2 separate regions of the Homo sapiens genome follow, and region 1 is linked to region 2. The links are chromatin contacts, found by Hi-C in ENCODE. All regions are on one chromosome and are shown on one strand. The core of a region is the stretch at or near the end of the contact, and the rest is flanking DNA. Distances in the headings are between cores, read along the strand shown. Region 1 overlaps STK10 (serine/threonine kinase 10). Region 2 has its middle 140 kb from the start of SMIM23.

Region 1 (2,700 bases), core at 88-2,587, 410 kb after region 2:
AATCCCAGCTACTTGGGAGGCTGAGGCAGGAGAATCACTTGAGGCGAGGTGGAAGTTGCAGTGAGCCGAGATCGTGCCACTGCACTCTAGCCTGGGTGACAGAGCAAGACTCTGTCTCAAAAAAAAAAAAAAAAATTTTTTTTACATCACTATGTTGGCCAAACATACCATGCCTGTAAGCCAATTCCAGCACATAGGCTATCAGTTTGGGACCTCTGCTCTAGGAATACCAACAATTTAATAATAATAGCTACTACTTTTTGAGCACAGAATGGTTTAGTAACTTGCCCAAGGTTTCACAACTAGTAATGGAGGAGTTAGGACTTCATCCCACCTGTGTGACTCCAAAGCCTGGGCTGTTTAAGCATTATTCTGTTCTACCCACCACATATATTTCTCAATACAACCTTCTTACGCCAGAGTCAGCGATCTTTTTTCTGTTATGTGACAGATAGTAAACATTTTTGGCTTTGCAGGACATATTTGGTCTCTATTGTGACTACTCAACTGCCACTGTAGTACAAAATCAGCCACAGACAATCTGTAAATGAACGAGCATGGCTGTGTTCCAATAAAACTTTATTTACAAATATAGGTGGTGGGCCAGATTAGGACATTGGCAGTGGTTTGCTAACACCTACTTTAAGGAAATAAATATTATCTACATTTTACAGCCCGAAAAGCCAGGGTTCAGGAGGGAAGATTTGACTTGTTTGAGGCCACATTCTGTGTGAACACTGACCCAAGCAACACTTCATTGACTCTACCAGATATTCCGTACTTACTCGAAATACATCTGAATTTTTCTAAAAATACTCCACAATGTACAATCATCTCCCTGCCTCCATACAAGGCAGGGGGTTCACAGGCTGCTGACCGTAATGCAAGAATGTAAAAGACCATTTATTCTCGAATGAAAATCATCACCTCCGGGTCATTGTTCCAGCAGAAACCCAAGCAGCTAATGACAGAAGAATTCTATAAAGAATTCTGCAAAGAGGCAGCCCCCACAGGCAAAGTCCAATGCTGGCTTCCCAACTGCACACTCGTGGTGCCTCCCCTGAGCCCAGGCCCCTCTTTGAAGCGATCTGAGACATAAGGCAATAGCTAGAGGAAACGCGATCATTCATTTTCAAACTCTCTCAGGATAGGCCAAGGGTATAGAACCCCCAGGTAAGAGAACCAGGTGGACGTTCATTTCCTGATTGCAGAACCAACCTATGTCAGCAGGAACATTATTGACTTGACTGTCAAGTATGGAAAGTCCCAGCAGACCATGGTTACAGAAACTGATGAGCGTGGGCCTAACAGGAAGTCTGGGATCTTGGCCAGCTTCCAGCCAGAAAGCTCCATGAGCGCAGGGAGGGAGGCCTCAATTCAAGGACTCCCAAGGCCATCACACAGCTGAGATGGGCAGTTGCCTCCTGTCCAGACCACAGTTACAGTAAGCAGAACTGATGTACGATGGCAGAACAAACCTCAGGACTTCAGGACCCGTGGGCATGAGATTAAGAGTAACTTGGGCAGTTCTCTCCTCAGAGAGTTTAGGGGAATGAGTATGTCCTTGGCCTGTACTATGTGCTGGCAACTTCTGACATAACCTTGCAGTATTGATAGCTTCACTGTACAAATAACCACACTGAGGTCCCATGTTTTTTGGGTTTTTTTTTTTTTTTTTTTTTGAGACGGAGTCTTGCTCTGTCACCCAGGCTGGGGTGCAGTGATGCGATCTTGGCTCACTGCAACCTCCGCCTCCCGGGTTCAAGCCATTCTCCTGCCTCAGCCCCCCATGTAGCTGGGATTACAGGCATGCGCCACTGTGCCCGACTGATTTCTGTGATGGTTAATTTTATGTGTCAGCTTGGCAAGGCCACGGTATCCACCTGTTTGGTCAAACACCAGCTAGATGTCACTATGAAGGTATTTTCTAGATGTGATTAGCATTTCAATCAGTAAACTCTGAGTAATGCAAATTACCCTTCATCATGTGGGTGGGCCTCAATCAGTTGAAGGCCTTCAGAGAAAACAAGAGAGAAGGAATTCTGCCTCTAGACAGCAACAACAACTGGGTCTCCAGCCTGCTGACCTGTCCTGCAGATTTCAGACTTACCAGCCCCCACAATCGTGTAAGCCAATTCCTTAAAATAACTAAATCAATTTCCCTCTCCCTCTCCCTACACACACACACACACACACACACACACACACACACACATCCTCTCTCTATCTTGGTTCTGTTTCTCTAGAGAATCCAGACTAATACGGCCCAGAGCGGGGAAGATGGCTTGCCCAAGATCCCAAAGCTGGTGACCAGCAAGAACGTCTAGAGTGCCAGCTAGAGAGGAAATGGACAAATTCCCCCAACCTCTGATACCATCCTAGTTCAAGATACCACCCTAGTCCAAGCTGCCATCATTAGTCACCAAGGCTATCACAATGGTTTCCTGACTGGTCTCTCTGCCTCCACTCTTGACCCCTGAGGGCAGCCAGCGGGATCCTTTTCAAAACATGAGTCAGACCACCTTGTCCTCTGCTCAGAACCCTCCAGTGGCTTCCATCTCACACAGAGTAAAAGCCAGACTTTACGCAGGCCCCCCACCCCTCTGACTTTACCTCCTATCACCTCCCACCGTCACCACCACTCTCTCCGGCCGCAGGGGTCTCCTTGTTTCACGAGCAAGGTGTCCGGGCCTTTGCAGT
Region 2 (2,715 bases), core at 52-2,551:
GCAATAAACAAACTTCAGCCTGATGACAAGCTTTAAATATAAGAAAGTTTCAGCTTAAAATAAATGCCGTGATTTCTCAGCCCAGGACGGAGACAGCACCAACAAGCATTCTCCAAAGGAGCCTTGACCTTGTCACCATGAACCAGAAACAGTTATTTTCTCTCCAGTATTGACTGATATTTGGAGCGGGGACAGAGGGAGAAAAATAAAAAAGCTATTTATATCAGATAGAAAAATGTGCACAACCATCGGAAAGCCACGCTTGCAACACAAAGAAAAAGAAATAGATTCAACTTAATCATGTTTTGAAGGCCTCTGGTGGTGCAGGTTCTTCCCAGGGCAGGGTAGACTAGAGGTTATGCACATAGACTTTGGGGCCAGGTTGCCTGCTTTCAAATCCCAGCTTCCACACTCCACACACTGGTACCTTGAGCATTGTTTTGTCACTTAACTATTCTGTGCCTCGGCTTCCTCGTCTGTAAAATGGAAGATGATAATACCACTTATTTCATCGTGGAACTGTAAGAGCTAAATGAGTTACTGTAAATAAAGGGTGTATAACAATGCCTGGCACATAAATGCTCAAGATGTGTTAGCTATGATGGTAATCCATATCAGCTGACCCCTTTCCATGGATCCTCCAAGGGGGAGAGTGAGGTTTCCAGAGATTAGATGACTCGCACAAGTTTCATCCAACCCCTGGCAGAGCTGACATCCAAACCCTGATCATTTGACTTCGCTATAAAACATGCCTGCGGGTGCTCAGTCTTGCTCATGTTTGCATTTTTTTTGCCTCAATTTAAAGTTTTTTAAAGAAAGTTTTCCTGGTGGCTGCTCTATCAGTGGCTTTTTATGCATTCAAATAGTGTCCTATGAAATCTTGGACAAAAGAGCATCCTTATGTTTCTTCTGCTGCTCCTGGGGCTCATCTTTTATTTTTAATGCTATTTAAATGAGTCTGTAATTGAGATAGTCAAATAAACAGGCTATTAGGTTAATTATAGAGAGCTCAGCCTACATCCAAGCTGCTGGGTTTCCTATCCTCTTGTGGACCTCAGCCATGACCTAATGATTCTACCATTAACAGCAAGTACAGCTTAGTTCCTCGAGAAAAATGAGAACTACCCAGAGTTCATGTCAACAATCTGCTCCTCTTTAAAATGAAGCCATAAGTCACAAGCCCTCTGAGTTCCCAGAGAAGTGTCTGGAGCTAAATTTGTATCCTGACTGTGATAATTGTTCTCCTATTAGGCTGATGAGAGAATTAGCAGAGCCAAGTCCTCTGGGGCTGTGCCCACAGCTCGGGCCAAGCTGAAAATGACTCTGTGAGTTTTATTTGTGAGATGTGTAAAAGGCTTGTCCATCACTGGGCCCGTGGACATGGGTTCAATATCAAAATAGCATGAGCCGCCTTTCCCAACAGACAGACTCCAGTCCTGGCAGGCCCTCTGAATACAGCAGGAACAAAAAATTCCTGCCGGAAAAGGTGTAGCTGGGTGTTAGTTCTCTCTACAGCCCTGTGGATGGCTCCACTGATATCTGTGGCCCGTGCCTGACCTGCTGCACTCCTGTTTGAGAGAGGTAGTGTGGAAGGGTGGCAAGAGCGTGTCCTTTGGAGACAGACCCAGGCTCAAATGGGTGGACTGGGGTCAGCAGCCCCAGGTATTGGTCTCAGAGATTGGTCTGTGAAAGGGGAGAATGGGAGTAAATAGTCTCTGACTTGCAGGATCGTCATGAAGATTGGAAGAGATTATGTGGGGAGAGGACCAGGCTTGAAGCCAGTGCTCAATAAACAGAGGCTGAGGTTTTGATTCTCTGGGGTCAATGAGGCACTTAACATGGTTGTCTGGGATTGGAAAGATTGTTTCTCCTTCTGTAGCCAGAATGGCAAATAGATTGTATCTCCCAGTTCGATATGAATCAATTGGAGATGCCTGCTTAAAGTGCAGTGAATGATTTGTAATACCTGCCATGGACTAGGGTGGGTGATAAGAGAATGCACCCCATGTGTTTCTATCTCCCTTCTAGAATGTAAGCTCCAAAGGCAGGGACTGGGTCTGAACAACAATCCATTAACTTTGTACAGGCTCCAAAGCATTTTTGCATCAATTATCTCATTACTCTCCCCCAAAATCCTCAGACATGGTATGCTGTGGTCCCACATCCCCTGGAATTGCAAATATTCTGTCCTCCAAAAGGGCCTGGAGTTTAAAAACTATAGCTAATGTAATAGGCAAGGAAAACCTTATTCACCCTAATCTACAGATGAGGAAATTGAGTCTCAGAGGGAGAAATAAACTGCCCAGAATCATACACTCAGTTGACAGAAGAACTAGAACTCAATTTAGATAATTTATTTATTTATCTACTCAACAAACATTCCTTCATTGCCTACTATGATCAAATTCTGGACTCAACACTCATGTTGCCCTTGAAGTTGCCTACAGTCTAGTGGGGGATATTGATGTGTAAACAATGAAATTACAAAACTGTGTGTGAGAGTGCAAACAGTCAGGGAAGAGGGAACATTTCAACTAAGTTTTGAAGGCATGAGATCCAGAAGAGCTCAGTTATGGAACTTGGTCTTTATCCTGAGGGCAAAAGGGAGCCATGGAGGGTTCTAGGCAGTGAGTGACCTAATTACTGTAGTGTTTTGGACAAACCACCAAAGGGCAGTGTGGAGAATGGACAGGAAGGGGAGGACTTGGAACAAGG

The links. Hi-C counts contacts between places; a loop is a spot of excess contacts on that map. Pooled maps may share reads with other maps.
Region 1: a loop to region 2 is called in a map of mammary epithelial cell, with 4 times the contacts of the local background. The contact joins two enhancer-like sites. A Hi-C loop is called at or near these places in 8 of 168 maps with a recorded cell type or tissue (A673, GM11168, IMR-90 and 5 more), 9 of 37 single-sample maps with no recorded cell type and 18 of 50 pooled maps.

Annotation. Positions count from the first base shown.
Region 1 is chr5:172,046,239-172,048,938 of GRCh38, forward strand. The region is part of intron 18 of STK10 (serine/threonine kinase 10); the gene reads right to left. Among named protein-coding and RNA genes, the nearest start is that of FBXW11, 41 kb to the left of the region's middle. Within about 2 kb of position 1,338, at least 2 of the 41 ENCODE cell types and tissues checked have a DNase peak (open chromatin) inside an H3K27ac peak, as active enhancers do.
Region 2 is chr5:171,639,475-171,642,189 of GRCh38, forward strand. No RefSeq gene overlaps it. Among named protein-coding and RNA genes, the nearest start is that of SMIM23, 140 kb to the right of the region's middle. Within about 2 kb of position 1,302, at least 3 of the 41 ENCODE cell types and tissues checked have a DNase peak (open chromatin) inside an H3K27ac peak, as active enhancers do.